Regions from separate parts of the Mus musculus genome. Here all the other regions are linked to region 7. Evidence: chromatin loops called from intact Hi-C (ENCODE). Cell type or tissue: heart. All regions are shown on one strand.

What was found. Peaks named below come from ENCODE experiments on the same cell type or tissue, not always from the same donor. Only the 100,000 strongest peaks of a DNase experiment are listed, where the experiment ranks them.
Region 1: a loop joins it to region 7, with 2.4 times the contacts of the local background. A loop is called at or near these places in 3 of 42 quality-filtered maps.
Region 2: a loop joins it to region 7, with 2.4 times the contacts of the local background. A loop is called at or near these places in 9 of 42 quality-filtered maps.
Region 3: it touches region 7 in a loop (8-fold over the local background); 22 of 42 quality-filtered maps call a loop at or near these places.
Region 4: a loop joins it to region 7, with 8 times the contacts of the local background. A loop is called at or near these places in 26 of 42 quality-filtered maps.
Region 5: it touches region 7 in a loop (4-fold over the local background); 16 of 42 quality-filtered maps call a loop at or near these places.
Region 6: a loop joins it to region 7, with 2.7 times the contacts of the local background. A loop is called at or near these places in 2 of 42 quality-filtered maps.

Annotation. Positions count from the first base shown.
Region 1 is chr7:80,991,887-80,995,886 of GRCm38, forward strand. Zfp592 (zinc finger protein 592) reads left to right here and starts at 1,798. Exons shown (of 10, transcript NM_178707.4): 1 at 1,798-1,876. In heart, CTCF peaks have their summits at 1,380 and 2,016; a DNase peak (open chromatin) is centred at 1,595; H3K4me3 peaks cover 3,958 bases; H3K27ac peaks cover 2,794 bases.
Region 2 is chr7:81,070,972-81,074,971 of GRCm38, forward strand. All of the region lies in intron 3 of Alpk3 (alpha-kinase 3), which reads left to right. Among named protein-coding and RNA genes, the nearest start is that of Alpk3, 15 kb to the left of the region's middle. In heart, a CTCF peak has its summit at 2,489 (motif pointing right); DNase peaks (open chromatin) are centred at 1,710 and 3,670; H3K27ac peaks cover 2,580 bases.
Region 3 is chr7:80,855,129-80,859,128 of GRCm38, forward strand. No RefSeq gene overlaps it. Among named protein-coding and RNA genes, the nearest start is that of Zscan2, 3.8 kb to the right of the region's middle. In heart, a CTCF peak has its summit at 2,262 (motif pointing right); a DNase peak (open chromatin) is centred at 2,233.
Region 4 is chr7:80,883,576-80,887,575 of GRCm38, forward strand. No RefSeq gene overlaps it. Among named protein-coding and RNA genes, the nearest start is that of Gm32112, 7.8 kb to the right of the region's middle. In heart, a CTCF peak has its summit at 2,315 (motif pointing right); no DNase peak of the experiment used is centred here; H3K4me3 peaks cover 42 bases.
Region 5 is chr7:80,730,043-80,734,042 of GRCm38, forward strand. It overlaps Iqgap1 (IQ motif containing GTPase activating protein 1), which reads right to left. Exons shown (of 38, transcript NM_016721.2): 26 at 3,944-4,000; 27 at 200-340; 28 at 27-111. Among named protein-coding and RNA genes, the nearest start is that of Crtc3, 43 kb to the left of the region's middle. In heart, no CTCF peak of the experiment used is centred here; no DNase peak of the experiment used is centred here; H3K27ac peaks cover 425 bases.
Region 6 is chr7:80,898,997-80,902,996 of GRCm38, forward strand. It overlaps Wdr73 (WD repeat domain 73), which reads right to left and starts at 2,273. Exons shown (of 8, transcript NM_028026.2): 1 at 2,189-2,273; 2 at 1,648-1,715; 3 at 1,352-1,440. The coding sequence starts at 2,229. Nmb (neuromedin B) reads right to left here. Exons shown (of 3, transcript NM_026523.4): 3 at 3,231-3,507. The coding sequence ends at 3,472. In heart, no CTCF peak of the experiment used is centred here; DNase peaks (open chromatin) are centred at 2,275 and 3,085; H3K4me3 peaks cover 2,051 bases; H3K27ac peaks cover 1,971 bases.
Region 7 is chr7:81,152,797-81,156,796 of GRCm38, forward strand. It overlaps Slc28a1 (solute carrier family 28 (sodium-coupled nucleoside transporter), member 1), which reads left to right. Exons shown (of 18, transcript NM_001004184.3): 11 at 604-729. Among named protein-coding and RNA genes, the nearest start is that of Slc28a1, 40 kb to the left of the region's middle. In heart, a CTCF peak has its summit at 2,430 (motif pointing left); a DNase peak (open chromatin) is centred at 2,375; H3K27ac peaks cover 489 bases.

The DNA of each region.
Region 1 (4,000 bases), 160 kb before region 7:
TTAAAATCCTGATTATCCCACCTTCAGGAGTAGAATGCCGAGATTACAGGGATTCATGCCACCATAGTATGGGGTTTTGAACCAACTGTAGCCAGAGATTAAAGACAGAGAATTTAGCTGTTTATGGATACCATCTAGGATTATCCTGGTAGCTCATCTGTGGAAAATTGCATGCCTCCCTAACTTACAATAAATAAAAAGTCCTGCCAGGCATAGTGGTGCATACCTTCTATCCCAGCGCCACAAAGCAGAGGTAGTGGGTCTCTGGAGTTGGAAGGTAATTTGGTCTACAGAGCAAGTCCTAGGACAGCCAGAGCTACACATAGAGAAAACCTGCCTCAAATAAACAAGATCCTTTCTTTCTTGGCTTTTAAGGCGGTCTTTCAATGTGTAACCCCAGCTGCTCTTGAACTCAAAATCATCTTGCCTCATTCTCCCAAGAGCTGGGATTACACACATGCACTACCGCACGGGACAAATATTTCTATCTTTATTCATCTTTCGAATCTTGTTGGACAACACGCCTTTTCCTTGGACTTCCTCTTCCCCATTTCCCATCTTTCTGGGATATAAACTATAAATGACTCTGTCTTTGGCTCCTTGAGCTCTCGCTCTCTCTCAAACTGGAACAAATGAAACAAACCTTTCTTTTTACTCCTTCTTAAGATGGAGGCTAGTTTTCCCTTCCTCTCCCTGCCAAACTTCTGGAAAGAATAATTTCTCGTAACTGCCTTCACTCCTTCATCACTACCGCACTCCTCATGCAGGTGTTGGGTTCTGTCGGGTCCTGGCACACAGCAGACTCAGCTGAATGTCAGCTCTGGCCCTTTTGCCAAGTGTGGGCTTTTTCCTGGTTTCTTCGGGAGGAATTTGCTCATGCTTAGCAATCCTGCCTGGCACCAGAACTGGCCTGCCAGTTCCCACCGTCCGACCCTGCTGCCTTACTATCGCGTCCCCAAGGGACTCCAGGTTCTTGGAAAGTCCTGCGGGTCAACTTGGTAATTTTTTTGTCGGCCGCCTCTCCGAGTTCTTGCCCTGGAGTCACAGCCTCCCTGGTGAGCCTGCGAATTGCCAGTCCACCCTGAGAGGTTATCAGCTCCCTCCACCCCAACCCCTCCACCTCCATTCCACTCTCCGAGCGTCCCTTGGCTCCCCCAGAGGTAACACGTCTGAGCGCCCCGCGCCCGCAAGCATGTCCTTCCATCCTGCGACGAGTAGCCATTTAAGGCGCACCTGAGTGCCCAGGCCCACTGCCCTCCTGCTTCCTTTCACTTAGCAGTGCTGCCTAGGCCCGACTCGCCCAGCTCTCCGCGAAGACGACTTCTTCCGAGCTCTTGAGGCGCTCGGCGTCCGGTCGGCCCATAGCCGCGAAGGTACAACGCGTCCCTCCGGCAGGCGGCCTGGGCCGCACCGAGGCCTCAGAGGCGCGTCCGAGCTTCCCGGGCCCAGGTGGCCGGGAGAGGCCGCGCCAAGGGCGGCGGGAGCCAGCCCAGGTCGGAGTCCCGGTCCTGCCTGCGCCGTCCTCGCCCCGCCCCTCCCCGGAGTCAGCGTAGCCAGGGTCGCACCAGCCTGAGGCGGGAGGGAGGCGGAAGGCGCGGGGCCGGGCCAGGCCAGGCCGGGCCGGGCCGGGCCGGGGCAGCTCTATAGCCGCACCGCCCTGGCCGGTGCCCAGGCCCGAGTCGCCTTCCGCCCGCCCTTCCCACCCGCGGCCTCAGCCAGGTCCCGCCGCCAGCCCGGCTCCCGCCCCCGCTCCGCCCCCGGAGCCGCAGCCCCGCCCGCCACCGCCGTCGCCATGTTGTGGCTCCCGCAGCCGGCGCTGGGGACGCGCGCGGCCGAGCCCGGGGCCTGTCGCTGCCGCCGCCGCCGCCGCCGCCAGGTAAGCGCCCCCCGCCGCCTGGACGGGGCGAGGCCACCATCCGGGCCGCTCCAGCTCGGGCAGGGGAGTCTGAGAGGAGCGGGCTCTGCCCGCGCCGCGGCCCGGCCCTGCAGCCTGGTGGACCCTGCCCGCCGCCCCAGGCGGCAGCCACTTCCCCCGATCGCCGCCAGGCGGGCCCTGGCCACCACCCTACCCCGCCCCCGGCCCGGACCCCTTCCGCCGCCGCCGCCCGCCGATCGGGGCGGCCCGGGCACTCCGCTGTCGTCCCGCGCGCGACAGGCGGCCGCCCGCCGAGCCCCCGGCCCAGGCAGGGATAACGGTGCACTTCACCAGGCTGGGACGCCCTGTCAGCTCCACGGTCCCCGCCGCGCGAGGACCTGGCGCCGTCACTGGGCAGACACTTAGAACATCGGCCCTCCTCGGCGCCCCTCAGTCTCCCCCTCAGCCTCGCCCAAGTTCTGACCCCGGGGGTTCCTTCTCCCGGGGCAGACAAGTCTTCCTCCTCCAGAGTTGGGGTGCTTAGGGGGGGGTGACCAGGCCTGTTGATCAGGCTTGAACTGATTTCTCTGCGGGGTCTCTTCCTGCCAACCGAGGGGCTAGTGGGGAAAGGCTCCGTGTGACCCGGGGAGGGGGAGGACAGGAGAGCGTCTGCTGGACAGATGGCCTCCTGGCCTTGAAGCAGCTTTTGTGAGGGGGAGGGGTCCGTATGACCTTAGGTATGCCTGCTCTTGAGAACCTAAGATTATTGGAGGTGGTCAGGTATTTTTTTTTTTTTTTAACTATTTTTACGAGCAGACCAGAGGTGACATTAAAAGTCCAGGGTTGAAACAACCTACAGGCCCACCCAGGGAGCATGCTTTGTAGCCAGGACAAGCCTAGATAGTTTCTGCTTTAGGAGAGTGGGATTCGGGTGGGTAAAATGGGTTTGGACCAGGGTTTGCCCGTGGCCTGTGCTCGTGTAGGAGCTAGAGTGTGATTGTGTCAGGTGTACACCGGCTGAGCACACAATGTGCTTGGCCTGATGGGTGCTGAGTGGGACTTCAGAAGTCTATTTGCTAAACTGACAGGTACATTACAGTGGGAAAGAGAAAGGAGCCTGGTGCTTTTTTTTTTTTTTTTTTTTTTTTGGACCATTTCTACAGCTCCACTGAAGATGGCTTTGGTTCATTACCCCTCCCCCCATCTCCACTTTTAACCAGGTTGGCCACCAAGCTCCGGTCTTAAACCTCCCCCGTAGTTGGGACTTCAGGCAACCATGCCTAACTGAAAACATTTTTTTTTCTGAGTATTTGTAGTATGCGCCATGACAGAACTAGGTTTTGGAGATACTGTGTCAACCAGAAAGATACCTCCACTTTAGTGTGGGAGATCTTGACCTAGAGACAAAGTCCAGAAATAAGAAAATATTTGTCAACAAATACATGTTTTCCATGTGGCGAGCAATGAAAACTAACTGTCCTTGTACAGCTTTCCTTCTAACATGTGGGAAGACAGTAAGGACAGGGTCTAGTAAACACGGAGTGTGTTACAAAGAACCAGATACTAACAGGGAAGAGGAAAAGAAAGAGAGTTGAATCTGAGGCAAAGGGAGGTGGCAGTTTTTTGTTTTATTCTTTGTATATACAGTTTAACTATGTCTTCCTGACTGGCCTATCTAGATCTTCCTGCCTCAGCCTCTTGAATGCTGGGATAACCATCACTCTTAGGCTCAGTGAGGATTTAGTTAATATTACAATGGCAGAGGCCCTAAGAAGGGCTCTATGTGTGAGCCAGCTCTCTCTCTCTCTCTCTCTCTCTCTCTCTCTCTCTGTGTGTGTGTGTGTGTGTGTGTGTGCTGCAGGTTGGTGGTTTGTTTTTGCAGTGGGGGAAATCAGTCCAGCCTTAGTAAGAGTCTTGCTAAGCACAGACTCTGCCTCTCCTCTGAGTCCTAGCCCCAGAGTAGTTTTTAGAACAATACTCTGAAGGAAATGGCAACATCAAATTTATAAACTCTGATGAGTTCAAGGGGGAAAAAGATGAGGAAAGAGAATAATTTGAATTGGGGGCTCAGGGAAGCCTTCCCTGAAGAAGCACCATATGACCCAAAGAAGGCTTAAGCGTTAACCATGTGGGGAGCAGCACTCA
Region 2 (4,000 bases), 82 kb before region 7:
GGGTGGGGCAGTGGCAGTATCTGCTGTGGGGACCTGTATGAGGAGCCTCAGGGAAAGCAGGCATGGGGCGCCATGGTTTCTCAGAATCAGTGTGGACTTGCCAGACTCCAGTTTGGTGTACAGAATCTTGGGACGTTTTATTGAATGCTCTCAATCTCCCCATGGGAGTCTTTTCCGCCTCAAGCTCAACCCAAAGAAGCAATTGAGGAATTATTATTCTTAGTGTGTGTGATATGTGTGTACTGTGGTGTGTGTGTGATATGTGTACTGTGCTATGTGTGTGTATCTGTGTGTATGGTATGTATGTGTGCATGCATGTATGTGGCATGATGTGTGTATGATATGTGTGTGCATGTGTATGTATGTGTGCATGTGTGTATGATATGTGTGTATGGTATATATGGTATGTGTGTGTGTATGTGTATTATCTTAGTCATGGTTTCTATTCCTGCACAAAACATCATGACCAAGAAGCAAGTTGGGGAGGAAAGGATTTACTCAGCTTACACTTCCACATTGTTGTTCATCACCAAAGGAAGTCAGGACAGGAACTCACACAGGGCAGGAACTTGGAGGTAGGAGTTGATGCAGAGGCCATGGAGGGATGTTACTTACTGGCTTGCTTCCCCTGGCTTGCTCAGCTTGCTTTCTTATAAAACCCACGCCTACCAGCCCAGGGATGGCACCACTCACACTTTGATCACTAATTGAGAAAATGCCTTACATCTGGGTCTCATGGAGGCATTTCCTCAAGGGAGGTTTCTTTCTCTGTGATAACTCCAGCTTGTGTCAAGTTGGCACATAAAACCAGGCAGTACATGTATGTGTGTGATATGTATGTGAGCATGGGGGCAGACATACTGAAGCACATGTGTGGCGGTCAGAGGACAACTTTCAGGAGTCAGTTCTCGCCTTCCATCCTGGATGCTAGGGTTTGAGCTCAGGTCATTAGGCTCACACAGCAAGTGTTTTAAAACCCTGAGCCCAAAGGAATAACTATTTTTAAATGTATGTATGTGTGTGTGTTTGTGCCACATGCCATAGTGTGAATGTCAGAGAATGATTTGGGAGTTGGTTCTGTCCTTCCATCATGTGGGTCCCAGGGATGGGACTTGGGTTGCAGGCTTGGGTAGGAAGCACCTTCACCAGCAAATCCATGTCATGGACTTCAGGAGCAACGTTGTTGTTGTTGTTTGTTTGTTTCTTTGTCTTATCCCTGTATCTCATGATGCCCAGCCATGGTCTCCTACTGAGGCGCACCTACCAATTGAGTCTGTGCAGTTGTCAGGGCTCTGGGCAGCCACAATATCCACATCTCCAGTCGCTGTTGTTCCCTCCTCATCCCACATGGATCCCAGATCTGAGTTCATTCAGTTTTCTGTAGCAGATTAGAAAGAGGTCACCATGGTATCACCAAGAGTGGGTTGTGGGAAAGGGGGAAGGGAAACAGGAGGGTGCCAGGAACTGGGGAGACAGCGTTAGACATTCGATCTCAGTCTAGAGGTGTTCTTGGCTGATCAGTGGCTGAGACTGGCCTTTGTGTAAGGCTGCTGCTGTCTCTGCTTGTCTTAGCGGAGGCAGTTGTTCTTCCTCCCTGGGAGAAGCATTCCCTCCCCCAACAGAGGTAGGATGTGTCAGCCCCGACTCTGGGACCTTGCCAGGCGAAGATGATGTTTTCCTTATGGTTGGAACTTTGTCTCGGGGAGGAAGATTTAGCTGTAGCAGGAGAACAGGGAACTGGCTGTTCTGGGAGGGAAACCCCTGCGGACCTGGAGCAGGAACACAAGACCTACAGCATTCTTTCACTCACTGTGGGGACAGACAGTGGCTGGGCCATCTGACTCCTGGCTCCTGCAGGCCTCTTTAGGCTGGAATGTTACTGTCTGAGACTGCTCATCTCTGCCCAGTGTGGTGGCCTCCCCATCTACTCTCTTCAGTTCTGGGGTGCATTCTGTATTGGGGTGTGTATGTGCACGTATGTGCTTATTCACATGCTAAGGCAGAAGAAGAAAACATCAGAGGTAGGTAGGTTGAAGCCAGGGACCTAATCTGTGATAAGAACCACATTTATTGAATGAAAGAAAGAAAGAAAAGAGAAAGAATCCTATTTTGGGCAAATAAGTCTAATATGAGGACTTTTAGGTGCAAAATGTTATACACTGGCCCTAGAGTCCTCATTGGGAAGAATGCTAGAGAAGGGAAGTTTCTATGTCATTTGACAGCCATGTAGCCCTGGGTAGTAATTCCCTTAGCTCCGGTGGGGCTTGCTTTTCTCCTGTGTGAAGCAGGAATCACAGCGCTCACTGCATAGCAGAGAGGGATTGGAGTCTGGGCCCTTCTGCTTCCTCACTGGTGACTTTTGTAGAAGTCTTAACTCATGAGCCTTAATTTCCTTTTCATTTCCCTTACTTAAAAAAGCCTTTAACTGTTTTAATGCATGTATGCTCCAGAATATTATGTATAGCATGTGTGTAGCAGCGCCCTAGGAGGCCTGAAGAGGGCGCCAGAGTCTCTGGAACTGGAGTTTCAGGTGGTTTTGCAGGACTGCGTGGGGTCTGGGAACTGAACTCCAGGCTTCTGCAAGTGCAGCAAGAGCTCTAAACCTTGGGTGTGGGTCTCGATGTCTTGTACTGGGGATTGTGACTACATCCTTAGGAGCATTCTGATCTGAGAGTAGATGGGACATGCGTGAGGACTGTCTCTTGGCTTCTGGCACACAGTTAAGTCTTCCTCAATAAATGTGAGCAATTTGAGTTCAGAGGAACCAGGGAAAATTCCATATCTGACAGTTAGTTCTCTTAAAACTCTAAACTCCTATTTGTCTGACTCTGAGTTTCTTTAAATTAGGAGTGACTGGAAAAGACAGTGGGTGTCCAAGTTGGGTTCCCTAGGTGAGCCTGCTAGCTGTGCAGCAGACCATAGGCTGTGAAGGGGCAGGGGAAAGCTACAGGCTCAGGTTCTATTTTGAACTCTCCCAGAGTTCATTCTCTCTCTCTCTCTCTCTTTTCCCCTCCCTCCCTCCCTCCCTCTCCCTCCCTTTCCCTCTCCCTCTCCCTCTCCCTCTCCCTCTCCCTCTCCCTCTCCCTCTCCCTCTCCCTCTCCCTCTCCCTCTCCCTCTCCCTCTCCCTCTGTTTGCGTGTGTGTTTGCATATGTGTACCATGCATGGAAGTATGTGTGGAGCTGAGTTAAGGACATAATCCTCTTGAGCTTTTGTGTATTTATATAACATAGTAACCATCACCCAGGAAGTAACCAGCACGTTACAAATAATCTTGTTTTCAAAGCCATTTGTTTTGTTTTGTTTTGTTTTGTTTTGTTTTGTTTTGTTTTTCAAGACAGGGTTTCTCTGTGCAGCCCTGGCTGTCCTGGAACTCACTTTGTAGACCAGGCTGTCCTTGAACTCAGAAATCAGCCTGCCTCTGCCTCCCAAGTGCTGGAATTAAAGGCGTGCACCACCACCGCCCAGCTTCAAAGCCACTCTTGCTATGAAGCCCTGATCCCCATTATTGGCAGAATTATGGGGTGTTCCTGTGGCTCAGGCTCAGCTGTGTAGGCCACTCCCTGTTCCCCTCCTTGTCCCAGGCCTTTGCCCCACTCCAGCCTCTCTTGGACTGCAGGCTGAGGATGTCCCTCCCGGGCAGGTCATGAGGCAGAAGACTCCAAGGCCCTGGTGGGTGAGATCATCCCACAAGATGGTGAGAGCACCTGTGCTTGCCCTAGCCACACGCACAGTGATGTAACCCAGGGCTTTAGCGCACAGTGGAAACACAGGGCTCAGTTTACAGCCAGCACAGCCCAGTTTGTTCCTGGCCCAGCCGGCTGTAGCCCTGCCTCCCCTGCTCCCCGCTGATGTTCGACTTCCCTTGCTTGCCCTTTGCCCTTCCTCATATGCCTCGGATGGGGCTCCCGTGGGTTTGTTTCCTGTTCCTTACTCCTTTGCTTGCTCCTCTGACAGGGGGTTATGGAGGAACCGCTATGCAGGCACTGGTGCAGGCGATA
Region 3 (4,000 bases), 300 kb before region 7:
TGTGACAAGTTCATTATTTTTGCTGAAGGTTACAGGATTTTTTTTTTTTTCTTTCCAATAGCCAGCTATTTTAGGGACACATTTTTTTTCTTATAAACTAAACAGCCTCTGTGTGTGTGTGTGTGTGTGTGTGTGTGTGTGTGTCCTCTCTCCCTCTGTGTGTGTTAAATTTTCCTTCCTCTTATTTCAATCCTATCTTTATAATTAGTTTTATAAAACCTTAGAGAACATTGCAGATTATGGAGATAAATCCTTCTGAGACATAAGCTGTCCCTGGTGTCACTCATGCCTCTATGTCTTGCCAAGGACCACCCCACACTGGGACTGCCTCTGAGTCATTTTGTCCAGCCTAGAGCACCCTTGTGCCTTCCCACAAATGTCTTTGAATAGAGAAATTCAGAATAGGGCATGGGAACCAGCCAGAGGTTGCAGATCTGTTCTCCTGCCAGGAAGGGGCTGGAGTAGAGCCTAGCCCCCAGTCACAGAGAAGCCCTGGTCAGCACAGAACAACTAAGAGAAAAGCCAGCTTCCCCCAAAGAAGAAAGGGCCTAAGGAACCAAACCTCCTCTCTGTCATACTTAATGTGCACAAGTGAAACCACAAGTAAGAACATGCAAGCAAGCAAGCAAGAAACAAACAAACAAACAGAAAACCCATATGACCATTGTCATTGTTAGGGCTTTAGTGCTGTGAAGAGACACCATGACCACAGAAAGTCTTATAAAGGAAAACATTTAATTGGGGCACTGCCTGGCTTATTTTTTAATTTAGTGTGTATGAATGTGTACTGCCACATGCATGCCCAGTGCCTTTGGAACCTAGAGGAGGGTGCTAGGTCTCCTGAAACTAGAATCAGAAACTTGTGATCCCCCAGGGCAGGGCTGGTAACTGAACCTGGGTCTTCTGCAAGAGCAGCAGTGCTCTAACCACTGAGCCATCTCTCCAGTCCCCCTCTTCTCTCTATATATATATACATATATATGCACATATTTTTTATTTGCTTTGTTTATGGATAGTATCTTACTGTGTGTAACCCTGGCTGACCTGGGACTCACTATGTAGACCAGTCTGCCTTTGAGCTCACAGAGATCCACATGCCTCTGCCTCCAAAGTGTTGAGATTAGAGGCGTGCACCACCATGGCCAGCCCCTCCCTCTCTCTGTTTTTGACAAGTGAGTTATAGGATCTGAAAGTGTCTTGGATGGGAGTATAATCTGAAAAACTCAATCTGTTAGGATTGCACAAAGGTTTTAGGATATCTCTTCTATTGCCAAAGAGGTTTCTTGTCAGATTCTTAGAACACTGGGGACCAGTGAGTTGGATGTCTCAGCCAGGGATGGGATTCATGGCAAAAGAAGAGATCCAACTCCTGCAAATTGTCCTCTGACTTCTCCATTTGCTTTGTGCCTTGAATGCATGTGTACAAGCATACATGCAAGAAGGTAAATGAATAAGAAATGAAATCAATAGAATATCCCTAGAAATTTATAGGTTTACAGCTGGGAAAGGAGACGAAGCCTTAAGCAAATGAAATTGTGTTGGAAGTCTTGACTTTCAGCTGGTTAGAAACTTGAACCAGAGTCCTTGGTGGATTTCCTTCCTATTACCCATAATTCCCCCTGGCTGCCTAACCTGCCTCAGCCTTTCTGTCCCATGGTGGTCTCAGAGATTAGCTGTGGCAGCAAGCCCCTCCTCAACAGTACCGTTAGGCCCTGAGTTGGTCTCACATGTGACTTATTTTTTGTTTCAACTGGGATGGATGACCTAGGCCAAAGCCAGCGTCCCTGAGCTTGAGTCACAGAATTGTGAAGACTGGCTGTAGGGCACTTCGGTGACGAACTAATTCCAGTTCTTATGGTCAGCAGTTGGTTTGGGATGGGAACAAAAATAAAAGGATTTTTGGACTTCTGGAAAGTTCCAGAGGTGCACTCCACTGACCCATCAAATCCTTCCCTTGTGGAAATTTCCACTGGTGGTGAGGCTGGGCGCACAAAGGGACATTTCTCTGTTGATATAAGGTCACTCCACTGGCAATATTCTTTGGGGTTTCTCTGTATAGCCCTGGCTGTCCTGGAACTCACTCTGTAGATCATGCTGGCCTCGGACTCAGAAATCTGCCTGCCTCTGCCTCCCAAGTGCTGGGATGAAAGGCTTTCGCTGCGGCAATGTTCTTTTAGCTCTCCTCTCCAGGCATACTGATGGCAGGAGCCATGGCGGCAGCTGGCAATTACATCCAGGAACTTAGCGTAGAGTTCCTAGGTTGGCCTGGAGGTGGCACTGTTCGCATGTGGTCAGTTTAGGACTACTGAATTAATCAGTGAGCAGCTATTGATGCTAAGGTTCACTCTTATACCTAGTAACAAACCTCTACATACTTCTTGAGCATCTTTTTTAGTTAAGTATCTCCTTTTTTAAAATTTATTTTTATTATTTTATGTGTATGATTATTTTGCTTGCCTGCATGTGAGAGCACTGTGTGTGTGCCTGGTACCCGCTGAGTTCAAAATGTCCTTGTATGCCCTGAGACTGGAGTTACAGACAAGTACTCTTAACTTTGGAGTCACCTCTCCAGCCCTTCTTTTGTGTTTTGATAAATGAGGTTAATTAGTGAAGAAATGGTGCATTCAAACTGTTACAGTTTCTTCTAGGCTCCACACCATGGTTACCTGGCAACAGCTAGGTATGCCTGACTCACTATAGAAGGGACTGCTTGCCTGTCTTCTCTTACTCTTTTTTTTTTTTTTTTTTTTTTTTTTTTTTTGAGACAGGGTTTCTCTGTATAGCTCTGGCTGTCCTGGAACTCACTTTGTAGACCAGGTTCGCCTCGAACTCAGAAATCCGTTTGCCTCTGCCTTCTGAGTGCTGGGAATAAAGGTGTGCGCCACCACGCGCCCGGCTTCTCTCTTACTCTTTTACTCTCTAACTCTCCTCCCTTTCTGCCCCTTCTCTCCCCATTCCCCTCCCCACATCTCTCCACGGGTTAATGGTCAGCCTCTCTCTCTCTCTCTCTCTCTCTCTCTCTCTCTCTCTGCCTTTCTCTGCCTCTATTACCCCCTAACTCCCCTCCCCATGCCCTAAATGAACTCTAGTTTATACTATACCTCGTCCTGTGCCTGAGCATGGGCCCACAGAGGCACCCCCTCACCTCATCATACCACACCACCTCCAAACATATCCTTGGCCTTTCTTTCTTTTTTATAAAACAGAAAACAAACGTTTTTGGGGGTGATGTGGAAATCCAATTCAGAATCTATAAAAAGACAGGATGAACGAAATTGACTGGATAAAAATTCAGATTTGGGGCTGGAGAGGTGGCTCGGTGATTAAGAGCACACACTTACTCTTGCAGAGGAGCAAAGTTTGACTCTTAGCACTCACGTTGGGCAGTTAATAACCTTCTCTAATTCCAGTTCCAGAGGATCCAATACCTCTGGCCTCTGTGGGCATCCAAATTCAAATGCAAATACCCACACAGAAACACATAATTAAAAATAAAATAAACCGTGATGGAGAGAGAGCTCAGCAGTTAAGAGCACTGACTGCTCTTCCAGAGGTCCTGAGTTCAAGTCCCAGCAACCACATGGTGGCTTACAACCATCTTTAATGGGATCTGATGCCCTCTTCTGGTGTGTCTGAAGACAGCTATAATGTACTTATAAATAAAATATATAAGTCTTTTCTTAAAAAATTAAAAAATAAAATGAACCTTAAAAAAAAAACCAAAACCCAGATGTGGGGCTGAAGAGATGGCTTGGTGGTTAAGAGCATTGGCTGCTCTTTCAGAGGACCCTGGTACAACCTCCCGCACCCACATGGTAGTTCACAACTTTTATAACTCCAGTCAGGAGATCCTACACCCTCAAACCAGTGCACATAAAATAAAATAAAATAAAATAAAATAAAATAAAATAAAAAATTTAAAGCCAAATATCATTTTAAGTCAGAAGAAATGAATTTATTTTGCTGTGTGTATGTTTGTGTGTGTGTGTGCGCGCGTGCG
Region 4 (4,000 bases), 270 kb before region 7:
CTTTGGTCCTCTGCAAGAGCAGCAACTGCCATTAACCACTCTGAGCCATCTCTTTAGCCCTACATTCTCCCATCTTATTCATTTTCTTGACTAAGTTCTGGGTAAAATAGGCTTCCAAAAAGAATGGGGGGGGGGGAGGGGGCAGTGGGCAGAGAAATCGCTCAGTGTTGGTAACACTGGCTGCTCCCCTAGACCTGGGTTCAGTTCTCAGTACCAATATGGTTGCTTCAAAACAGATTATCTGTGACTCCAGTTCCAGGTGACTCATGGCACTAGGCATACACACACACACACACACACACACACACACACACACACACACACGTATTCACATGCAGACAAAATGTCCATACAAAATAATAGTATCAAAAAAGCTCTTGTTCTCTTACTCTCTTGCTCCCTTGCTCTTCTCCCCCCCCACCTCCAATGTGGCCGTGGCCCACCTCTACTTCCCTACTCTTCTCCCTCCCTCTGCCTTTCTACAATAAACACCTTAAAGACATGAAAAAAAAAAAAGAAAGAGAAAAGAAAAATGAGAAAAGAAAAAGAAAAGAAAAGGAAAAAAGAATGTTTTTGTTGTTGTTGTTTGTTTTGTTTTGGACGTTCTTACCCTGGTGGAAGGCATAGGAGAGGGATTACAGAGAAGGGAGGAGAAATTTAAGCCCTGTGCCTATCAAGATTGAGACCATTGCTGCTTGGCTCTAATTCTTCCTTGCTAAAATTGAATTCTTTGTGCATGCTGTATTGCCATGACCAGTTTGAAGTCGTCTCTTGGGGGAGCTTAAGAACAGTGACCTGCTGTGGTGGGGACTGGAGGAACCTCAAACCCCTCCAAATACTGCTGCCCTGTAAGAGCTCAGACTCAGACCAGACTTTATTTTAAGACCCCATAGTTATTTGAACAGTGAGGGAGGATTGGCTGGTTATTGGCTCACATGTATGAGCTGCGTGAACCTACCCTCTGCCGCATTGTGCCACATGGGTAACTTGGGTTTTCTCAACCCTGAGTGAATAGTGAATTGCAAGGCAAACACAGCTTCAAGCTCCTTTTAGCAGCCTTCTGGAGCCGTTTCTCCAGAGATTGCCACACTGCATGGGCACCAGGCAGTTAGCAGGGCAGACAGCAGGGCCCTTGCCTCTGACCCTGTGATCTAATGGAATTCACAGGGTTGCAGTAGCAAGAGGCATCAGGATCCTTCCAGGCCCACACACTCCAGCAGATGCTGTGCTAAACCAATGATGCTAGTGGCTAAAACCAAAGAATTCTAAAGAGACGATACTACAGTTGCTTCCTTCAGAACAGTTCCAAATGGTCCTTCCCCAGGAGGTCCAGATCTGGCAGATAGCAGCATCAAGACAGGATCCAGACAGGAGGCTGTGGCTCTGGCATGAGACTTGCCAAAGCTTGAAGGGCAGAGCCTGCCTCTGAACTCACTCATCTTTCTGGCTTCTTGATGTGGAGGAGTGAAACACGCCCTGGGCCACCCGAGCTGTGCTGCACTTTGCTGCTCCTTTCAAATGAATTTGCTTATCCTACAGTCTGGATAGCGGAAGCTTGGTGTCCTCAAGCAGACTGACTGGAGAGTGTACAGCTTTAGATGTTCTGAGGGCTGGTCTCTGCAGGGAGCCAAGACTAGACTAGCCGGGCAGTGGTGGTGCACGCCTTTAATCCCAGCACTTGGGAGGCAGAGGCTGGCGGATTTCTGAGTTCGAGGCCAGCCTGGTCTACAGAGTGAGTTCCAGGACAGCACACAGTGTTCACTGCTGATCTATCTCTCCAATCCTTAAACATTTCTATGTTAAGATTTAAAAATTCATTCCTTTCCTCAGTCCTACTTCAAAAGAAACAGAAAGTCAAATACCATTCAGCAGTGAAGAGGATCTTTCCCTTCCCTTCCTACCCACGCTACTTTCTTTAAAAAATATTTTAAAAATATTTTTTAAAAAAGTGCACATGTGTTTTGCTTACAGGCTGTGCATGCCTTAGTGGACAAAGATGCCTGAAGAGAGTGTCAGGATCTTTGGAACTGGAGGTATTAAGCATGGTTGTGAACCACCATGTGGGTGCTGGCAATCGACCCCTCGTGCTCCTTAAGAGCAACAGTGCTGAACTATCTCTCCAGCCCCTGTTTCTTGAGCAGAGGTCCTGATTTATGCTAATCACAGGTCTACCACTCTCTCCTCTGCAGCAGGGAAGACCTGAGCACTGTGGCCCCTGAGTCCCACTGGATGAATTACCTTTTTTTTTTTTTTTCTTTTTAAAGATTTATTTACTATGTATAGAGCATTCTGCCTGCATGTATGTCTGCAGGCCAGAAGAGGGCACCAGATCTCATTATACGGAGCCACCATGTGGTTGCTGGGAATTGAACTCAGGACCTCTGGAAGAGCAGCCAGTGCTCTTAACCTCTGAGACATCTCTCCAGACCATAATTTATTATTATTATTATTATTATTTTCTGTGTGTAGCTCTGGCTGTCCTGAAACTCTCTCTATACTTGGCTGGCCTCTGCCTCCCAAGTACTGGAATTAAAGGTAAGGGCTACATCACATCTGTCAGGGAGAGTTACCAGCAGCTGGTTAAGGGCAGAGCCTGGTCTGGTATCAGTTGAGAACAGCCAAGGCCTTTTTTGCCTTATGGTTTCTATCATCAACTAAAAAATGCCTACAGGCTTGCCCACAGGCCAGTCTGGTGGGGGCATTTTCCTCAGTTGAAGTTCTCTCTTTCTAAACGACTGGCTTGTGTGTAACACTGGCATAGAAAAAGCCGCACAGCCTTGAATCGGGAGGAGTGCCAGGGCTGGGAGAATCAGAAGGGAGAAGGAACACACAAGGGCTGCAGAAACCAAGGGGTTCTGGGACATTTCAGTGAGCCTTATATCCAAGAAAAGCCCCACCTGCCATCAGAACTGCAGAGGGAACTGGGCTAGAGCGGGCTTGCTACAAGTTTTAGCACCATGGACCCGGGAACAGCATCACTACTGATTCAAAAGCCTGCAGCCCAACTGCTGCGAAGCCAGAAGCAAGCACCTTTGAGGCTAAGACCCTCCCGATGAGTCTTCCTGGGTGCTTGCTGACATCTTTGATGCTTTAGAGGTGCTAGGAAGCCTTCTCTGCCACAGGGGACTCCTAGGGAGCAGCACCAAAGGGTGAATGGTATGGAAACAAAGGGTCAGAGGAGACTTCAGGGACCCAGAGGCTGGGTCCCAACCTTTGGGTAGCGGAGAAGATCGGGGTAAGCTCTCCTCTCCAGAGTGCTTGGAACAGTAAGAGACACAGCCCCAAGGGCAGAATTAGGGACCCTGAGTTGCTAGTCAGGGGGATAGGTTCTGGGGAAATATTTACCTCCTATCCTGAAATACAGCGCAACCAAGCTCTCCACCAACTACAAGAGCAGGGTGGCTCACAAAGACTATTTATTCGAAGGGGTTTTCTTTACTCCATAGCAAAGGTGTCTTCTTGTCTGTTTCTGTTTGTTTGTTTGTTTGTTTGAGACAGGGTTTCTCTGTGTAACTCTGGCTGTCCTGGAATTCATTCTGTAGACCAGGCTGGCCTCAAACTCAGAAATCTGCCTGCCTCTGCCTCCCAAGTGTTGGGATTAAAGGCGTGCACCATCATGCCTTCTTGTCTCTTTCTAATAACAGCACGGACACAGAGCAGGAAGAGCCCTCGCAGATGAAACTTGTCTGTTGAAAACACCATTTTGTTGGGCTTTGTTGCTTGAGTATTCCAGAAGTTCTTTGAGTTTAAGAATTTAGGGCTGGGGAGATGGCTCAGTGGGTAAAACACTGGGCCACGGAGCCAGGTGTACACAGTGAGAAAAGAACAGAGAACGCCTGTCTCAGGTAAGGCAGAAGGTGAGGACTGCTACCTCGGTGCCCTCTGACCTCCTTATGTGCCCTATGACAAGGCAATTCACATGTGACTGCACGTGCGCGCGCGCACACACACACACACACACACACACACACACACACACACACACTTTCTAAAGAGCTGG
Region 5 (4,000 bases), 420 kb before region 7:
GCACCCGGTAGCTCTCAGAGTCTTACCTTCAGCAGCTCGTCCTCACCAGCGTCAGGGAACTTCTCGTGCAGGGAATCCTTCAGGACTTTGGCAATGAAGCGCATCCCATAACTGTGGGATGGACAAAATGGAGTGAGGTCAGGCCACAGAGTATGCCACCAGCCAGGCTTTATTTGGAGTCACAACTGATGGCACTCACGGGATTTTGTCCACAGAGCTGACGATGGCTGAGAGGAACTTGTCTGTCACGGCCCTCATGTTCCTGATGGAGTTGTCTAACCTCGTCTTCACTTCTTCATGAGACAAGGCTTGTTCAGGAGTCACATCATAGGGCAGTTTGCTGAGAAAACAGAAATGACCCCCAGCAATGTTAGATCGACCCCCAGGAATAGTTCGAGGCAGGAGCTTGTCTTGTTTATAAATAGAAGGATCCAGGAAGCTTAGCTAACTTAGGCTCCTCTGCACAAGCTGTGATCTGGATGTCTTGTATCATGTGTCACACCCTGATAAGCACTTAGCAACAAAATGTAGGGGAGCCATCATACCTTCTCCTGAGTCTCTCACAGCAGCAGAGGCTATGAGCAGGTAGGTAATCATCAACATACTATATGGGCTAGAGGTTAGCTCAGTGATATAGCACTTGCCTGGCATACCCATGACCCCAGGTTAACCCCTAGCAATGCTTATAAACAGTGAGCTGATCAGAACTGCTGCAGGTCAGAGAAAGAGCCTCTTCTCAGCCCGGAGAAAGGAAGGAAGGCGCCCGACCCCAAGGACAAGAGAGCAGAGGAGAAGGGTCTTCTGGGGGTACGTGCAGTGTTACATACAAAGGAGGAACAGAAGGAAGAGAAAAGGGAGTGAAAAAGCTAACACGGATCAGGCCCTGGAGGATCCTATATGCACTAAGTCTGGACTTGCTCAGAAGCCGCAAGTAGCCACTGAAAGGTAAAAGTTCTGGGGCACGGAGATGCCTCACAGGTAAAGGTGTTGCTATGGAGCCTGGAGACCCGAGTTTCATGCCCAGAACCCACAGAAACGTAGACAGAGAACCAACTTCACAAAGTTATCCTCTGACCTCCATGGGCTCACTTACTCCCCACCCCCCACCCCAACACAGTCATACACACACACACAAAGACATACAGACATACACTGAGAAAGACCACTCAGGCTCATCGTAAAAAATAAATTAAAGATGGACAGACAGACACAGATGAGAGACGTGGGAAAGCAGCGTCCCAGCTTGACCCAGAAACGATGAGTATGAACAGAGACGAGGGTGCAGCCATGCAGACCAGGCACACCCACAGGCACTGGAGACACAGCATAGCCAATGACGTGGCACCTTTGGATGTCAGGGGAGACAGCCAGACGCAGAACTGAAGCACTGGGCTTCAGACGAGGCTGGGGTATGGGCCAGTGGACAGACTGTCGGTCTAGCACACACTGAGCCCTGGGTTTAATCCCAACAGCACATAAATCAGGCTCTACAGTTCATGCCTGGGAGGTGGGGGTGAAGGGATCGGGAGTTCAAAGTCAGCTTCAGCTACATAGGGTATTTAAGGCCAGCCTAGGATAAAGACTTGTCTAAAAGGAAAGGAGAAAGAGAGACAGACAGACAGACAGACAGACAGACAGACTGGCTGAGACTGGCATAAGAATGACAGATGTGCTACAACATGGGCCTATACTTAACAGGAAGGAAATAGAGACAAGGAGCTGAAAGAAGACAAATACAGGGAGAAGGCTTCTGGTATTCTCAAGGTTAACAAAGGAGTAATGATTATTGTATAATCCAAGTGCTCCCTAAATATAAACCAGGTGACCTAATAAGAGGGACAGAGGGAGAGTTAGTATGCAGAAGGGAGGAGAGGCAACCAGGGAGGCAGAGATTACAATCACATGGCCACAGGTCAGTCAGGGCCAAAGGCCACCAGAAATTGAAGAAGCCAAGGAACGGATAGATGTTCTTTGCTGGCATCTTGATTGAGCCCAGTGATTTCTATTTCAAGAATTCTGATAGATTAAATTTCATCTGCTTCAACTACCAGTGAGTGGCAGGTTGGGTTTGGTCACTATGGCAAGCCGAGATAAGCAGGCAGGGCATGATTGTCATAGCACACTGACTGAGTTCCAGGACGGCATTTGTAATTTACAATAAAGCACTGTGTTGGGAGGCTAAGTAGATGGGAAAGGCTGGGAGCCATGATGCTTACATGCTGGTGGCTTCACACACCTCATAGGCACTGGTACTGAAAAAGCATTCAATTTCCATTTTATGGAAATCAGGAAACACTAGTTTCTTACAGGCAACAAGAAGGAAAAAAAATCCTGAACTGGCCAGTAGGATTCTGATTTGTAAATGACCAACTGACTCATTGATCATCTAAGAAAATAACTTAGTGACCCTGAGCTGTGTTCATGAGGCTGCTATCTAAGAATGGCCTGGGTGACAAGCCCAGCTTCCCAGACAGACAAAGGCAGAGCGAGGAGAGGCAGTCGGGAGAGCTTAGAGCTTAGCTGAGTGGTTCAATTCCCAGCATGAGAAAAGTTTCATGATGCCCAGAAAAAGATCAGAATCCCAATGACAGACTGACAGAACACTGAACTCAATGGCGTGCCTTAATGCCACACAAGGCTTTGTGGCTCACCTGCGGTGACACATTTTTGGCTTGGTATGGTTTGGTTGTCTCACTCTGCAGCTAACTCTGAGTCTATCTGCCTCATCCTCCACAGGGCTGGCTTTGCACACATGCGCCACCATGCCAGGCTTGCAGGTCAAATGGCAAGTGGTGTGAAGAGCTACCCCACCCAGCACCAGTGAGCTCGATGCCATTTAACCCATCCCAGCTGCGCACATCTTGTCTCTGGTCCTCCCCCACCTGAGTAAAAGCAGCGGCTCAGCTCTCTGCACTTGCTTTTCTCAGCTTTGCCCAGATGTGATGGACAAGCCTTTGCTCTGTGTCTGTCTGCGGTGGACAGAGTTTACCCTGGCAGGTTCTTCTCCCATAACTAAGACATTCATTTGGCTTAGCTTTACCCAGGCAGAGATCACCACTCACCCTCACGCCCTTCCCTCTTGCACGGGGCCAAGGGCCCCTCGCTGTTCAACTGCTTCAGTTACAGCCAGATCCTTTCCGGTTGTTAGGCCCTCAGCCAGCTGGCAGGGCGGTCAGTCACGCACACTCCGCACCTAGCACTTACCTTCTCATCCTCTAGGTCCAGCTAAAAGAAGTCCCACCTCTGCAGACGGTTCTCCCTAATGCCTGCCAGCATTAGCGCTCTCCTGTACTCGGGTAGATACCTTACAGAAAGTTTTAAAAACCTTTCCTTGGTTGTAACTTTTATTTACCTGTTTGTTGTCTCTGTTCCCTAGTAAGCTATGAATGGGTAAGGGGAGAAGTCTGTTTCATTCACGATGATGATGGTGGTGATGACGATGGTGATGGGGAGAGGTGTGAGGCACAAAGCACACGTGGGGCTGGTTCTCTCCATGTTCACATGGACTTGAGAGGAAATTCACTTCTCCAGAATCACACAGGAAGAAGAGCCTTACCCACTGCGCTCTGCTATCCATGCCTCGTTCACTGTTAGGTTTGATCCTACATGCATTTGCTAAACAGGGGAATTATCAATTTGACGACTTACAGCATAGTTCTCAAAGGGAAAGTGTGTGTGTGTGTGTGTGTGTGTGTGTGTGTGTGTGTGTGTGCGCGCGCGCATGTGTATTTCTTTGTAGTCTATGCTGGCCTGGAACTCACTGTGTAGCTAAGACTGACCTTTCTGCCTCTAGAACCCAAGTGCTGAGACTGTGGACATGGGCCATCATGCCTGACAGGAAACGTCCTTTGAACAATCATTACTTTGCAAATCAGAAGGAACTGCTTTTTTTAAACAGATACGAAAACAGCAAACACAAAAGAAAGGGGCTGTGAGCACCAACCTCGCCTCTCCTGTCTGCGACTCCATCTGATTAACCCAAGACTTGTAAATATCCACA
Region 6 (4,000 bases), 250 kb before region 7:
AAAGTCACTCGGCTGGACCTCGGCAGGGCTCATCTACTCGTGTAAATATCTACGTACGTGGTCAGCTTCTTTTTTCCCTCCTGCCTATCCCCAAGCCTTTTTCTAGTCTGTCCTAGCCCTTGGATTATGGGGCAAAAACAGTTTACACCTTCCTAGAGGAAGACACAGAAGACAAACAGCTTAACCCAAGAATGCAAAGATTACTACCACCAACCCACTCACCCTCCCACTACAAGCAAGGTGGGTCTTTCTAGCAATAAAGACAAAACAACCATGTAACAAGTGTTCACTCTATTAAGAACATCTGTTTTCTTTCTTTTTTTTTTCTTTCTTTTTTTTGGTTTTTTGAGACAGGGTTTCTCTGTAGCCTTGGCTATCCTGGAACTCACTCTCTAGACCAGGCTGGCCTCGAACTCAGAAATCCGCCTGCCTCTGCCTCCCAAGTGCTGGGATTAAAGGCGTGCGCCACCACTGCCTGGCACATCTGTCTGTCTGTCTTCCTTCCTCTCTCTCTCTTTCTTCTTTTTTTTTTTTTTATTTTTTTTGAGACAAGTTCTGTGTAACCCTGGCTGGCTAGGAGCAGCCACTAGCTACACTCACACATTCTCTCCCCCTATTTCAAAGACTATTCTTTCTCCGCATCATTTAAATGTGCTCCCCAAGGCTCTGCCCTGCCGCCTCAGATCCTGCTCCCTCATCCCAGGCGACCTTACTCATCCACATGGCTCCCTCATCTCTTGTCTGTGAGGGACTAAGATGCTCTGTGAGCACTGCACCACTGACTACTTCTCAAGGCTCTACATTTTTAAAATTTATTTTATGTATGCGGATGTTTTGCCTGCCTGCAAATGCTGGATGCCCTGGAAAGGAGTTACAGCAAGTTGTGAACTGCAATGTGGGTGCCAGGAGTCAAACGCAGATCCTCTGGAAGCGCAGAGTGCTCTGAGCCCCCGAACCATCTCTCCAGCCCACGTCTATTTCTGATAAAGTAAGACTGCTCTTTGCCTGTAGCAGCTCTCCTGCGACCACCTGCTTGTCCTTGGCATTCATCCCCATGCACAGGGGCCTTGTTCTAGACTTTGGTTTTGTTTTTCTTTTTTTTTGAGACAGGGTTTCTCTGTGTAACCTTGGATGTCCTGGAACTCGTTCTGTAGACCAAGCTGGCCCCAAACTCACAGAGATTCACCTGCCTCTGCCTCCCAAGTGCCTGGATTAAAGGTTTGCACACGCCGCCGCCCGCCCCCCCCCCCTCCTTCTGTGGCAGCCCCAGGTACTTGTCAGGCAGAGTAACAGGCACTCCAGAAATGCATAATAAATTGACACAGATAATCAGCTTCTCTATTTAAGTTACCTGGTTTTCCTGTACAGAGAGCCTGAGAGGTAGTATCAAATGAAGAATCTCATTTTTTTTCAAACTTTCATAACCAGCAACAAAGACTCCTGAAATAAAACAGTAACTATGACAAAGAGTTAGAAATATCGTGGATCGTGGCTGGATTTATAAATTCTCCCAATACCTTCCCCATTCTCTGAGTAGCCTTGTGTCAGGGGATGGAAGTTGAATGGGTCTCCCTAGCGGCTCAGACTTTAAAATTCAGCCCATGAGGCAGAAACGCATCTCGTTTAGTAGCAGGCAAGATATATTACCTTTTTCACCAATCCACTCAAGGACTCGAGTGGCTCCTGAGAGGTCAAATGCATGGAAGTCTTGGTACCTGCAGGATAGGGTTACAAAAATCACGCGACGCACAGCTAACCAAGAACTGGGAGATCGCTGAAGGACTGGTGGAACCAGGCTCTGGAGTTAGGTAAACATGGGGCTGAATCTTTTCTTCTGCATTTTCCTCCCTGGTGTATGAGACCGGGCTGGCCATAAGGAACCAAGCCTTGGTTCCTCACCTGCGGAACTCCCATAAAGTTGATTTCCCCAAGTTGAGGTGAACAATCAGGAGAAACCTGTGTTCAAGTTAACCTAGAATCCGGCCCAGGGTAACCGGCCATGTGTGCCTTATCAGCCCTCACATGCGCGGATCTGGTCACATTACTTGCTTACAAAGGACCCAGAGTCCCAGAGCTAGAGGCCGGGGGTCAGGACCTCCATCGGTCCGTGCCTGGGCACTGCCCACGAGCCCACAACCGCACGCGCCCTCTCCCATTGCCCATCAGACCCGCCCACGGGCCAATTTACAATCGCAAAGACTCCACGAGCCAGTCCTCAGCGAGCTCCATAGCAACTGTGGCTTCCGTCGCTCCACTTCCGCCAGCCAGACTTCCTGGGCAGGCGCGCGCTCTCGCGAGGAGAGGGCGTGGTCTTCCGCTGGCTGGGGCGGAAGCGCTCAGCGCTGCGCGAAGCCCTGTTGATGTTTCTTCTGTTCTGTGTGCAGAGTCCGGGTGAAAACGACGCAAAAAAACCAGATCCATCGATGTCAGCTACAAGCAGGATCGGAGACATCAAATATACCCCTAATGTATATTTAGGATCAAGAATGTGCAGCCAAAGAGCTGTCAGTGTCCCAAAGCAGGTACAATACAGACTTAATTGGCACTTCAAGTGAACAGTTAATTTAAGTTTGCGTGTATTGTCCGTAAAGGATACTTAAGGACTTTTTTATTTTTTAAAATGAAAGGAATCTTGTTTAACTGGGGATGTAGCTCAGCTGCTAGAGTGCTTGCCCGGCATGCACGGAGTTAGCTTTTCAGTACCCCGTAAAAATAGACAAAAAACCCAGCGCGGTGGCGCATGACTGATCAGAAGTTTTAGGTCATCATCTGCTGCATAGAGAGTTCGAGGCCAGTCTACTGTTACACAGGACACGATCAACAAAGTATCTGACATTCCAACTTAATTTTTATTCGATAACTTTGGCAACATGTATGGAGGACCCTACATTCGGAGAAGAAAAAGAACACAGCAGGGCTGGATTCTAGTGTGGCTCTCTCCCGTATGCACCAGGTAGTGCACTAAAGTTTGCCATGGGGATCAAAGGTGGGGCGAGTGCAGCATAGTGTAGGTAGCCCCCCACTGCAGGGGAAGAAGCTTTTGGTAGCAGAACTCACTCGTGGCTGGATCAGTGCAGCCAACACAACACCTGACTGCTGAGAGCTGGCTGGCTGGTGCCATGGTGGGGGGTGATGGGGCTTTTCTAAGACCACCCTAGCTCTCTGAACATGCCACCCTCCAGAACCCTTCCCTCTTTCCTCAAATGTGGGTGGAAGGAGAGGCCCAGACATTCTGTGTAAAGAGCAGTATTTTTATTCACCACTTCACCAGGGAAGCAAGAAATACAGCAGGAAAGACTTTGTGTCTGCATCATTAACATTCCTGGTGACCCAACCAGAAATCACAGTAACAGATTAACACATTTGAGCTTAGGATTTACATCCAGAGGAGGCCACTGCTAGGGTTCCATTGTCAGCTTCCCTGGATGGACACATTCTAAGCCCAGCATCCGGTTTGTTCCATTATTGGCATCACTTCTGCAGTAGTGGCTCCAGCAGCCTCCTGTACTGAAGGCAAGAAGGGAAGACTTGACTCTGGAGTCCACAAATCAGGGAAATGCTGAGTGTACCCAGGAGGGCAGCTGCAGGCTCTCAGCTGAGCCTCTCAGTGAGAACCTTTCTCCCTGGAAGACCTGAGGAGTCAGGGGGATTGGTTTTCCCAGAATATAGCCCCAACTTCACAGGGTAGTCATGACAACTAAAGGACATCACAGAAACCAAGCCCAAGGCATTGGAGAAGTGTCAGCAACATGCCCTACCCCCCATGCTCTGCTGCAGACCTCACTCCCTGCCACTGGCCATGGCAGTATTGCTTTCTATGAGATTCTCTGGTTGGTCGTGGTATTTCAGGTCTTCCAAATAATGTCCCTAGAGGTGATGCGCTCTCTCTCTCTCTCTCTCTCTCTCTCTCTCTCTCTCTCTCTCTCTCTCTCTCTCTCTCTTTCTCTCTGGACTCAGCTAGCCCAAGCTTCTCGCTTTTGCATCAGGGGTTCCAGGGATG
Region 7 (4,000 bases):
AGTTACACCTCTCTGACCACACCCTTACAGATGCACTATGGAGCGTATTTCCACCATGATTCTAAGCCCAGTCACGTTGAACATGAAGATTAACCATCATACGCCCATCTCCCCGTCCTGCAAAGCAGTACCAAGAATGCTAGGGCTCCATAGCTGGATTAGATAAAGAGTAGCCCAGACTTCTACACAAGCCCCAAAGCAAATGCCCAGTGAAGGCTCAGCCCCTTTGTGCAGATCGGGCTTGCATCCCTTCCCAGGCCTCTGTTTGCTTCCCTGGAAAATAAGAGTCCTTTCTGTCTTAGGTTGTAAGCACAGAGGGGGAGGTGCCTGGGTGTGAGGAGCACGGTAAGTGTCAACACACACGGGTAGGGTAGGGTGGTGGTATGCAGGTCCTATCACAGAGGAGGGAGGACAATGGGGCCCAGAGAGGCTCAGCTGACTAGAAACCCACCCTCTGTCTCCTCTGAGATTCTTCATCAAGAACCATGACCTGTCTCAAAACAAAACAAAACAAAACAAAACAAAACAAACAAACAAAAAACCTGTGACCATCACCCAGCCGCCACCGCGGCAGCTCACTGCTTGCCTTCTGACTCTTTGTAGACTGAAGCTCCACTGCTGATCCGGCCCTATCTGGCAGATATGACACTCTCTGAAGTTCACGTTGTCATGACTGGAGGCTATGCTACTATTGCTGGCAGCCTCCTGGGCGCCTACATCTCCTTTGGGGTAGGTAGAACTTTTCTCTGCTGGGCTATGCCAAAGCCCTGAAACTGCCTTTCTGGAAGCCCCACAAGCTCCTAATCACAGCAGTCATGGGATGTCCCCTCTCTGTCTCAAAGCCCAGCTTTGCCTGAGCAAGGCAGGCTTGCTGGGCTAAACTACTTGGTTAGACCTTTTTTTTTTTTTTTTTTTTTTTTAATGGTTTTAGAGTTTTATTGTAGAAAGGCGGGGGGGGGGGGGAGAAGGTAGAAGGAGAGAGAGGCTGGCCATGGCCACTTGAAGAGAGGGGGAAGGGAGAGAGAAAAGGAGGGCTAAGAAATGTCAGAGCTTAAAGAGAGCTGGCTACACTTTTCAAATGGCCCCTGGGTCAGATTCCCAGAATTCCATTTACTAAGCTCATATTATGTATCAGGCACTATGCTGGGTGCTTTAATATCCCCGTTTTATAGATAAGCAAATTGAGGCTCAGAGAATAAATTAATGGTTAAAGCCAGGATCTGAACCCAGATCTGACTCCAAATTTCATGCTCAGTTTTCCATAGGCTTTCCCTGGGGATCTGCCCTCCTAAATGATGTATATCATAATCCTCTCATGGGCCAATCCAGTATTACAAATTGGACCCTAAATTCACATAGGCAGAGAAAAAATTTACTTGTGTGTGTGTATGTGTACACATTTTTTCTTTTTCTTTTTTTTCTTGAAATTATTTATTTATATTATTTATATTACTTTTTCTTGAAATTATTTATTTATTTTATGTATCTTACATACACTGTAGCTGTCTTCAGACACACCAAAAGAGGGCATCAGATCCCATTACAGATGGTTGTGAGCCACCATGCAGTTGCCAGGAATTGAACTCAGGATCTCTGGAAGAGCAGTCACTGCTCTTTACCACTAAGTCATCTCTCCAGCCCCAATTTCATTTTTTAAAAAGAGCTCAGGGGCTGGTGAGATGGCTCAGTGGGTAAGAGCACCTGACTGCTCTTCTGAAGGTCCAAAGTTCAAATCCCAGCAACCACATGGTGGCTTACAACCATCTGTAATGAGATCTGATGCCCTCTTCTGGGGTGTCTGAAGACAGCTACAGTGTACTTACATATAATAAAAATAAATTTTAAAATCTTTTAAAAAATAAAATAAAAAGAGCTGTAATCCTAGCACTTGGGAGGCATAGGCAGGAAGATCAGAAGTCCTTGGTCATTAACTATATGTAGAACTGAAGGCTATTTTGCCTCAAAAATCAAAGAAAAAAACCCTAAACATAGGAAATTTGAAACCCCAAACTTTGTTGGTAAAACGGTTTAATAGTGACATATATACACGCTACCTGCATATCTTAAGGTCTTTAAACATCTTAACTTTGCTCTGGGCCTTGTGATCTGTTTTAAAAATCACCCCGTGTTCTTTCTAGACACATGAGCTTTGCAGACACCTCTAGTCATTAACTGGGACTTAAAAGGCAAGGAGGTATCTTACCACACTAAAAGAAATAAAATAAAGCCAAAGGAGGTGGTGGCACACACCTTTGATTCCAGCTCTTGGGAGGCAGAGGTTGGCAGATCTCTGAGTTTGAGGCCAGTCTGATCTACAGAGGGAAAGCCCCAGGCGGCAGCCATAGCAGGGTCTGGGAAAGCACCTAACAGAGGGACCTTCCGCTCTACTTCTTCTGTCCCTGGCTGCAGAGAGGCTCTCTTCTGCCCCCTGCCGGGCCTTAGCTGTCACTGCCTTCCCAAGGAGCCTCCCAGGTTCTTTTCCTTTGTTTTGTACAGCTGGCTTTTAAACTCAGGACCCCATATATGCTAGGCAAGCCATTGAGCCACACTCCCAGTTCATGGTCTCTTTATTTCCAAAGCGTTTTTACTATATTGCTTGTGTATGAGCACAGGGGCACACGTGTCAGAGGCACGCTTGTGTGGGTAGGAGGGAGTCAGTTCTCTCCCTCCACCGTGGGTTCTGGGGATTGAACCAGGGCTTGTTATGACAAGTGCTCTTACCTACTGAGCCATCTCAATGGTCCCCTCAGTCCACAGATTTCTCTTTGTGGCTCAGCCTCTGACCCTTGGCCACATCCTTTCTATTGCAGGTATTTGGATAGTAGCAGGACCTGTCCAACACAGTAGCCATGAACTCCTGAGTACTTGAAACATGGGCAGTTTAAGATGAGGTGTCCAGTATTCTTTCTTCACTGCTCAAGAGCAAACCCAGGGCCTCAATCCCAAATGCTAGGCAAGCCCTGTACCACTGAGCTAAGTCCCCCCTTTTTTTCTTAATGTCTAACTAAGTTACTTAGACCGCCCTTGAACTGGTGACCTCCTGCTTCTGCCTCCCAAATAGTCAGTGTTACAGACTGGTACCCCCAGCCTGGCTTTCTTTGCACTTTTAAACATGTGACTGCTGGCCACAGTAACCGTGTTGGTGCTTTTCTGGGTGGTGTTACATGCTATGTAGGCCCATCACCTGGGAGGTAAAGAAGAAGGACCACAAACTTGAGGTCACCATCAACTGCATAGCAACGTTGAGGTTAGCCTGGGCTACACAAGACTGAATCTAAAGAATGTAGCAGGAGTGAAATTACAGATATGGTCTCTGTTGAGTTTGTATTGGACAGTGCCAGCCTAGGTCTTCTCTTTTGTCACACAGCACCAAGTGTCACTTGACTGAATCATTTCATTATGACCTCCACATACATTTCCAATTATGCTGTTGTTCCAAAGGCTCTAGGATAGATACCAACTTTCTCTGCAAATCCAAACAAGCTGGTCTCTCAGTGCAGAGGTCTTGAACCCAGGCTGGTCATGGTAACATTCAGGAGTTGGTCACTCATGTTTCCTATTGATTTGCCCCTCAAGGGAAACAAGGATTTGCAAGATCCTGTACTCAGGATCAAAGCGACTCTGTTGCTTAGTTTCCATATCTGTAAATGAACAGACGTACTGTTTACCTGGCCACAAAGGATAGATGAAAATGGTCAGAAAACACTTAGCATGGTGCTGAAAAGTGACCATATTAAGATCAGAAGGTGGGCAGTGGTGGTGTACTCCTTTAATCTCAGCACTCGTGAGGCAGAGGCAGGTGGATCTCTGAGTTTGAGGACAGCCTGGTCTACAGAGTGAGTTCCAGGACAGCCAAGGCTATACAGAGAAACCTCGTCTTGAAGAACCAAAAAAACAAAACAAAAAACAAAACAAAAACAAACAAACAAACAACCCCCCCAAACCAAAACAGACCAGAAATCTCTCCTTTGTTTCCTTTCTCACTAAATACCATTCTGCA